2 separate regions of the Homo sapiens genome follow, and region 1 is linked to region 2. The links are chromatin loops, found by intact Hi-C in ENCODE. Cell type or tissue: natural killer cell. All regions are shown on one strand. Links, peaks and the distances in the headings refer to the core of each region. The heading gives the core; the rest is flanking DNA. Region 1 overlaps TGFBR3 (transforming growth factor beta receptor 3). Region 2 overlaps LOC102723436 (a long non-coding RNA gene).

What was found. A loop is a pair of places that touch in the nucleus more often than their neighbours do. Peaks named below come from ENCODE experiments on the same cell type or tissue, not always from the same donor. Only the 100,000 strongest peaks of a DNase experiment are listed, where the experiment ranks them.
Region 1: a loop joins it to region 2, with 2.6 times the contacts of the local background. A loop is called at or near these places in 8 of 110 quality-filtered maps.

What each region holds. Positions count from the first base shown.
Region 1 is chr1:91,870,085-91,874,479 of GRCh38, reverse strand. The region is part of intron 1 of TGFBR3 (transforming growth factor beta receptor 3); the gene reads left to right. Among named protein-coding and RNA genes, the nearest start is that of TGFBR3, 14 kb to the left of the region's middle. RefSeq lists an enhancer at 1,885-1,954. In natural killer cell, for the core only: no CTCF peak of the experiment used is centred there; a DNase peak (open chromatin) is centred at 1,699; H3K27ac peaks cover 2,146 bases.
Region 2 is chr1:91,546,990-91,551,384 of GRCh38, reverse strand. All of the region lies in intron 3 of LOC102723436 (a long non-coding RNA gene), which reads left to right. Among named protein-coding and RNA genes, the nearest start is that of CDC7, 48 kb to the right of the region's middle. In natural killer cell, for the core only: no CTCF peak of the experiment used is centred there; DNase peaks (open chromatin) are centred at 1,854, 2,174 and 2,844; H3K4me3 peaks cover 263 bases; H3K27ac peaks cover 4,000 bases.

The DNA.
Region 1 (4,395 bases), core at 140-4,139, 320 kb before region 2:
ATAAAAGCCAGAATTCTTACAGTGATCTGCAAAGCCCTGCCCAACCAGCCCACCACTCTTATGCTGGTGACCCAGTTGACTTCCCTCTTGTGCTCTCTAGGCTGCTCAATCTGCTCCAGCTGCCGCACCTGACTGTTGGTCCCTGAGCACGCCAGATACGCTCTGTCTCAGGGCCTTTGCATGTGCTGTTTCCTTTGCTTGGAATGTTTTTCCCCAAATAGCTACAGAATTCGCTTCTGTTAGGTCCTTACTCAAAACAGACAAACCAAACCAAAACCCCACACACATACTTTGTCTCTCCCTTTTCTGCTTTGTTTTCTTAGCATTGGTCTCTATATAATATATAATTATGTATCTTGTTTATAGTCTGTCTCCTTTAGCTAGAATGAAAGCTCCATCAGGGCAGGGATTTTTATGTTTTGTTCTCTGTTGAATACCCACACCTGGAACAGTCCTGGCATGAAGCAGGCACTTGATAAACATTATTAAATGAATAAGAAGCATTTTATGGATTTCTTTTTTTTTTTTTTGTGGCAGGGTCTCACTCTGTCACCCAGGCTAGAGTGCAGTGGCACAATCTTGGCTCACTGCAACCTCTGCCTCCCGGGTTCAAGCCATTCTCCTGCCTCATCCTCCCAAGTAGCTGGGATTACAGGCACATGCCATCAGGCCCAGCCAATTTTTTTTGTATTTTTGGTAGAGACGGAGTTTCACCATGTTGGCCAGCCTGGTCTTGAATTTCTGATCTCAAGTGATCCACCCGCCTTGGCCTCCCAAAGTGCTGGGATTACAGGCGTTAGCCACAGCGCTCAGCCCATTTTATGGATTTCTTATAGCCCCAGTTATAGGTGCACTCAGGGCATTAAAAAGGGAAAATTGGGCCAGGCGTGTTGGCTCAGGCCTATAATCCCAACACTTTTGGAGGCCGAGGACAGGAGTCTCGAGGACTCCTGTCACTTGAGGACAGGAGTTTGAGAGCAGCCTGGCCAACATGGTAAAGCCCCATCTTTACTAAAAAAAAATACAAAAATTAGCTGGGCGTGGTGGCAGGCACCTGTAATCCCAGCTACTTGGGAGGCAGAGGCAGGAGAATTGCTTAAACCTGGGAGGGAGAGGTTGCAGTGATCTGAGATAGTGCCACTGCACTACAGCCTGGGAAACAGTGAGACTCCATCTCAAAAAAAAAAAAAAAAAAAAGAAGGGAAAATTGGCCAGGTGTGATGGCTTACCCCTATAATCCCAGTGCTTTAGGAGGCTGAGGCAGGAGGATTATATGAGGCAAAGAATTCAAGATTAGCCTGGATAACATAGTGAGACCCCATCTCCATAAAAAAATCTTAAAAAGTCAGCTGGGTGTGGTGGGGCACACCTGTAGTCCCTGCTTAAAGGGACTGTAGTTGAGGTGGGAGAATAGCTTGAGCCAAGGAGTTCGAGGCTGCAGTGAGCTATGATCATGCCACTGCACACCAGCCTGAGTGACAGAGTGAAACCCTATCCCCCCCTCCCACCACCCCGTCAAAAAAAGGGAAAACCATCAATCTCGGGGAAGGAGAATCTGATTTTTAAAAAGCCTCATTTAAGACTCGTTGGACTAGAACACTGACCTCGTTTTCATGTCTGACTCAAAGCAGCACCTGTGGGTCCCCCCATCCTTACAAGTGGTTTGGGAAGACTCCCATTTTACCTCTAACAGGCATGGGCTTGCTGCGGTTTCTCTCTGCCTGTGGTTTGCCCTTTAACCCAGCAGGCTACAAAGATGAAAAGCAAACACAACGTTAAAGAAAAGAGCTAGGGAAGAGGGCAGGGGGAAACAGGGCAGAATTTCCTTGCAGCCCTGACATCTTGCCTTGTTTCTGTGCCCATCCCCTTGTCTGGTTACACAGTCCCTTCCAGAGCTGCCTTGCTTGGGGGCTGTGCTCAGTCTTGAGACTTTTAGGCCAGATGACTCTTGAGTTTTGCTTTGATGTTGTAATTTCTTTGAAGAGAAATCTTAATTTTAGGCAAAAAGGACATTGGAGAACGGATTCTTTAAAATTAAATTACCATCTTTCGAAGTGAAGTTTTAACCCTTCTCAAGATAAGGGGTTGTCCCTGAAATTTCTGCTTGCTTCTGCTGATGATGCTAGTGGGAAGTCAGGATTGGCAGGACCCCATCTTGTGAAACCAATACCGTAAATCCTCAGGGCAATAAATTCAGCTCTGAAGAAGTGTCAGACTCTTATGGGTAGGGATTATGTGGAATGAAGTACATAATTTGTATTAGTGTAATAGTAAAGTTAGAGGAATTTGCCTCCTGCTCTTATTGAGATAACATCGGCATGGTTCCTACAGGGATAGGAAGCCCAGCCAAGAAAGGCAAAGGCTTAGGAGGAAGCTATTGGCCATGTACAAAGCCTGCAGTGTCATTCACCCTGGGATTCAAAGGTATCACATTGAAAATAAATTGTCTAGAATGGAGCTGAGTTATCAGTGAGTAGTTAAAAATAATCAAAGCTACCATTTCCTGAATTCTAACAACATACTAGGAAGTAAGTGCTTTATTTATTAATTTAGTTAGTCATCATAACAATCCCATGAAGGAGGTAGAATCATTATCTCTACTTTATAGATCAGGCATGGAGCTTTAAGTAAGTTGCCCAAAATTATATTGCTTAGAAAAGGCAGGTGGGGGATTTGAACTCAGGTAGGCTATGGGGGCCCCGCACTTTCCACTATGCTGTACTGTAGTCTGCTTCTAGGACAAACCAAGCATGCTCTTACCTCAGGACCTTTGCACTCACTATTCCCACTGCCTGGGAGGTTTTTCCTTTAGATATTGTCATAGCTTTATCTCTTACCTCTGTGCTTAAATGTTACCTTGTCTGGGAGGCCCTCTCTGACCACCCTGTCTAAAATAGCATCCCTCCTGTCATCACTCTCTCTCCTTAACCTGCTTTATTTTCCTTTCCTAGGTCTTCTCATGCCTTGACATATTATTTATTTGTTGTCTTGTCTGTCCCCACCTTTAGAAGGTAACCTATGTGAAAACAGGAGTGTGTTTAATTTGCTGCTATGTGCCCACCTCCCTGAACAGTGCCCAGGACAGGGTAGGCGCTAATAAATGTTTGTTGAGTGAATGAATGAAGTAAACTAAAACTGCTGATCAAGGCCTGCCACCCTGGTTTCAGAACAAAATAATTTGTCCCTTGTGCCAGATCTCATCAGACTACCCACCACCAGAAAGTGAGTGTCCATGCAGGGCCTGGTTGATGTCTACAGTGGCTTAGTAATAGGCACAGTCCCTATCTTTTTTTTGAAAGTCAGCTGTTTCTGGAGGATCTCTTGTTTGTAGTAGTTAAGAGCATGGGCGTGGAATTAGACAGACCTAGGTTTAAGTCCTGGTGCCAGGATTTATAAGCTGGTGACTTGGGGTTGCTTAGCATCTTTTTTTTTTTTTTGGTGACAGAGCAGAGTCCCACTCTGTTGCCCAGGCTGGAGTGCAGTGGTGCCATTGTAGCTCACTTGCAGCCTTGAACTTCTGGGCTCAAGTGATCCCCCTGCCTCAGCCTTCCAAGTAGCTAGGACTATTGGCATGCGCCACCATGCCTGGCTAATATTTGTGTTTGTATTTATTTATTTATTTATTTTCAGAAACTCCTGATATTCAAATTATTTTTATTTTTTCTATGTTTCCCAGGCTGGTCATGAACTCCTGGCTTCAAGGGAGCCTTTGGCCTCTGCCTCCCAAAGTGCTGGGATTATAGGTGTGAACCACTGTACCCAGCCTTACTTAGCATCTTGAAGCCTCACCTTTCTCACTACAAAATGGAGTAAAGGGCATCTGTCTCCTTGTATTGTTGAGAAGATTAAATGGGAAATTGTGATATACATGATAGGTGTTCAGTAGATGATAACAGACATTTTGTGGGTTCAGAAGAAAGCAGAGATGTCAGCTTCTGACAGGAAGGGGAATAAGGTATAGACACTTGATCAACCACAGAATAATTACAAAGCAGCATGTGGACAAGTCTTGGCTTTGTAACTAAGTAGCTGTGTAAAGCTGGGCCAGTCGTTGAGCCTTTCTAATTTTTGGTTTGCTAATCTGTAAAATTAAAGGGTCGGAGTAGATACTACCTGTTCTAGCATTCCAAATTGGCTCTGACTAGAAGATAACATGGAACAAATTATACACAAAATGATAAGTGACAGAATGTTCACAGTAGGATGGGATTAATCAGAAGTCTCTTTTGGAATGAGGTGAGGACTATTGGTAGAGTTCTTGGACTTTGAGGAATAGCATAAAGATGGCAGATTGTGATAAAATGGTTAGATCTGACAAAATTCAGGTTTTTTGTGTGCTTACATTGTTGGGAAGATACTGCATTTAAATAATTTTTGTTTACGTAAGTTATATAT
Region 2 (4,395 bases), core at 302-4,301:
TTCAAAAGGAATATGAATTCTTGGGCTTGTGCCTCCACTTCCTGATCTAACTTCTCTGGACCCTGAGGCATGGGCATTGTAGAACTGAGTTATCAGATTTTAAGAGCATGTAGGGGGTCTGTTTTGTGACTTAATGTTATCTTCAGAAAATCAACTAAAATCTGTTTAAATATCATGTCTGAAATAAGTGTAAAGACTAAACGGATGTGGTTACAATCTTGAAACTAGAAGCTATAGCCAGAAAATAGGTCAAGAAAAAAATAGACACAAATTGCCTGGATCTTGGCCATAAAGGTCAAGTACTGCTGGTCACAAAACAAGGAGGATTCTTCAGAGAAACTGAGGGACTCACATAATAGTTCTAGTAACAATTACAACAACTAACATTTATTTAGTGCTTACTATGCGCCAGGCACTCTGCCAAGTGCTTATCATATATCATCTCATTTAATTCCTTGGAACATGTGCCGCTGGGGGCCATATTAGTAATTTCTATCTACCTGTCAGGAAACTGAGGTTAATTACTGCATTAGTCCATTCTAATATTGCTATAAAGAAATATCTGAGACTGGGTAATTTATAAAGAAAAAATGTTTAATTGGCTCATGGTTCTGCAGGCTGTACAGGAAGCATGATGCTGGCATCTGCTCGGCTTCTGGGGAGGCCTCAGGTAACTTACAATCATGGCTGAAGGAAAAGGGGAAGCAGACCTGTCTTACATGGTGGGAGCAGGAGCAAGAGAGAGAGAAGGGGGGAGATGCTGTACGCTTGTAAACAACCAGAACTTGTGAGAACTCACTCACTATCATGAGAACAGCACCAGGAGATTGTGCTAAATCATTCATGAAGGACCACCCCCATGATCCAATCACCTCCCACCAGGCCCCACTTCCAACACTGGGGATTACATCGCGACATGAGATTTGGTGGGGACAGATCCAAACCATATCAATTATCTTGCCTGAGTACAGACAGGTTTTCCTGACTCTAAAATTCAAGCTATTAACCGCAGTCTCTCCAACTTTAACATTCAAATTTCCCATTGTGAATGTCTGAAAAATGCTTACAGTTCTTTTTTTATTATTATTATACTTTAAGTTTTAGGGTACATGTGCACAACGTGCAGGTTTGTCACATATATATACATGTGTCATGTTGGTGTGCTGCACCCATTAACTCGTCATTTAACATTAGGTGTATCTCCTAATGCTATCCCTCCCCTGTACCCCCAATGCTTACAGTTCTAGAGTGACCAAAAAAAAAAAGTGAAATAAGAAAACATATAGATATATTTTATTTGAATCATTTTATAATAAAGAAGATGAAAATGTTCAATTCAGGAGACAGTATGTGGTATAGTGGAAAAAGTAAAGTGTGCCAAAGTCTCTGTGCCCTGTATCCTGCCATAACCATTCGTATGATTCCAATTCCCTCACTCACCTTCTGTCTCAGTTTGCTGATCTATAAAATGGAATGAATCCCTACCATATATTTTGCAGTCCCGAGAAATGTTTCTGAAAGGCCTAACAAATGAAGGATTCTAATTTAGGTGGTCTAAACAGTTTTAATACATTTTAGGACTTTATTTCACCGTGGCCCACCCAGTCACAGAAAAGAGAAATGCCACAGTATAATCCTCATCTGTGCCACAAGAAACTTAAGTCAGTCTCTGTGGCCTATATTATATTTTTTCTCTGGCCTATATTATACTTTTCCTCTGGCCTATATTATACTTTTTCTCTTAAGAGGAATAGAAAAGGGAAAATCTTATGTTTATGCTGAGGAGGCAGTGTGAAGTAGCTTGAAGGAAGGGTGTGTTCTCACCTCAGGTTCTCACCTCACAGCCATTGTGGGAGGCAGCTGGTATAGTGTGGCAGTCTGTAAAACATCAGGAGAGCTGAGGTTGTGCCACATCCATCTACTTAAATTCCTTCAACGTTTTTATTACTGCTGTGTAAATTATAAAGCTTCAGGATGTGTGTGTGTGTTTTCTAGGTAGAAAGCTTGGATCAACTTTACATGTATTATACTCAGACAAGATGAAGAAGGGATTCTTGGTCTGGCTGGCTGCCCCTAAGAGGCAGGGATAAATTAGGGAGGGCCTCAGATGTAGGGTGGGGGCTGGGGGATCTGTGAGGAAGGAAGATGTGGTGCCCAGAGGTACTGAGAAACCTCAGGGCTGGGTTTGAGGTGGCTCTGTATTTGAAGGGTGGAGCCCAAGAGACGGCTCAAAACAACATCCTTCCTTCCTTCCACAAATGTTGATTGTGTGATACATACCAGGCACTGTCCTGAGCATTGGAGATACAGTGATGAAGAACAGTCTTTTACAGAGTGGTTTAAGACATTTTTGAGGCAATCAGACTTAGGCTTAAATCCTCCTGCCTGTGCCACCAATTAGCTATGACCCTGGGAAAATTATTTAAGTCTTTGAGCCATGGCTTCTTCAACTATGAAGTGGGGACAACCTGACAGTTATGACTGAGAAAAGTGAGATTATGCAAGTGAAGCATTTAGTGTCGTCTCTGGTGCAGTGAGGACTGAGTGAATGATGGATGTCCACACAATGCTGTAAACCCCATAAGGCAGGGATTGTGTCTTGGGTTCACCTTGAATCTTCAGCACTTACTGGTGTGCACAGCAGATGCTAAAAGAATTATCTGTTGAAGGTTTGACAGTTAATGGAAGAGTCAGATTAGAGGCTAGGGAGCAGGCTAAGGGTCTGGAACAGGATGCAAAGTCAAAAGCAGAAACAGGATGTAGCAACGGAATATTCATAGTAAGTAAGTTACTGGGCAGGGGGCCAGGGGAAGCCTCTTCAAGGGGTGGAGGGTGTGTAAAGGAGCATGCAATAAAGGCACAGGGTTGTGATAGGTACAGGGATCTCCCCCTCACACCAGACCCATGGGCTCATTAACACTCCCCCCTGCTCACCTAAACACACCCTGCCCCACTTCCAGCAACCACTAATGATTACGATAATAACAAAGGCAACTAGCAGGCAGGACAGACAGTTCAATTATTAGAAAGTTGTCTACGGTGAAAACTGGGGACAGAAAGATAGGCTCTTGAGACCATATTTCTAAATCAGGGGCCAGTTTGGGAGGGAGAGGACCCCAGATCTGTGGCTGCTCAGATTTCCTCTCACCCTGTCCCTAGCCCACCATCTACCATCTATCTCCCTGATAGGATGGGTGACCATAGGTCCAGGTTGCCCAAGTTTAAGCTTGTTCCCAGAGCAGTCATTACTAAAGCAGGGATTCTTACACTTTTGTGTATACACCAATCACCTAGAGATCTTGTTAAAATGCAGACTTCTATGCAGTAGGTCTGGCTGGGTCCTGAGATTCTGCATTTCTTAAAAACTCCTAGGTGAGGCTGATGCTGTTTGCCTGAGGACTAGAGTAGCAAAGATCTACCTACCACTGGTTCTCAAATGTAACTATATCAGCATCATCTGGATTGACTCTGGGGTCCCAGACACACACACACACACACACACACACACACACGCACACACACACACGGTGTGCTTCAAGGGGGCTCAGAAAGACCTGCTCTGAAGTAGCCCCCTTCAAGAACTTCCATCTGCCTTTCCCACCAAATCTTTTTTTTTTTTTTAATTAAGGGAGCACAAACAAAAAATCACCGTGTTACCCTTAATGAATACATCTCAGTCTACACACAAGAGAAGGCATCATGGGACCTGGCAGCTCTCAGAGGGCATTGGGAGTGTAGCAGCTCTTCCTGCTCCAAAGAGCCACTCTAGAGTTTTCTAGAGTTTTTCCTTCAGACGTCCTGGTGTTTAGTTGTGTGGCATACATGAGGCTTTGTGGCAGTTGGTTAATATACTGTGGGACAAGAACTGAACTAGGCACTGTGTGGGACAGGGAAAGATGCACTCTGTGGCTTTAGGGAATTTGAAATTAAAAGATAAGATTTCAGATTCTTTCAAAGCCCGAGCTAAACACATGAAAAAAACAAAAACAAAAACAACAACAACAAAAAACACAGAACACCAGAGTGCTGAAAACAGAAGAATTGCAGTGGATGGGGTTGGAAAAGAAAGGCTTCCAGTTAGAAGTCAATTTCACACCGTGTTTTGCAGGAGCGAGTCCAGCGGATTCGTGGAAATGGATGGAGGCTGCTGAGTTGAGAGACTGAGAAGTGGAGGTACCTAGGAAGGTCCTCCCTGAAAATACATCGGGTTGTAAAACCTGGAAAGAAATACCTCCATTTGTCAGGCACTCACAGGGCGCTCTCCTCTGGCAGCTCCCATGTTGAGCGCCCAGGGCAGCGACCAGACGGCGTCCTGTCCTCCTGCACGGGGCCAGAACTGGATGGTCCCGCGACACATCGTGTCTGCAGCTTTAGAGGCCTCCCCAGGAGTGCTAC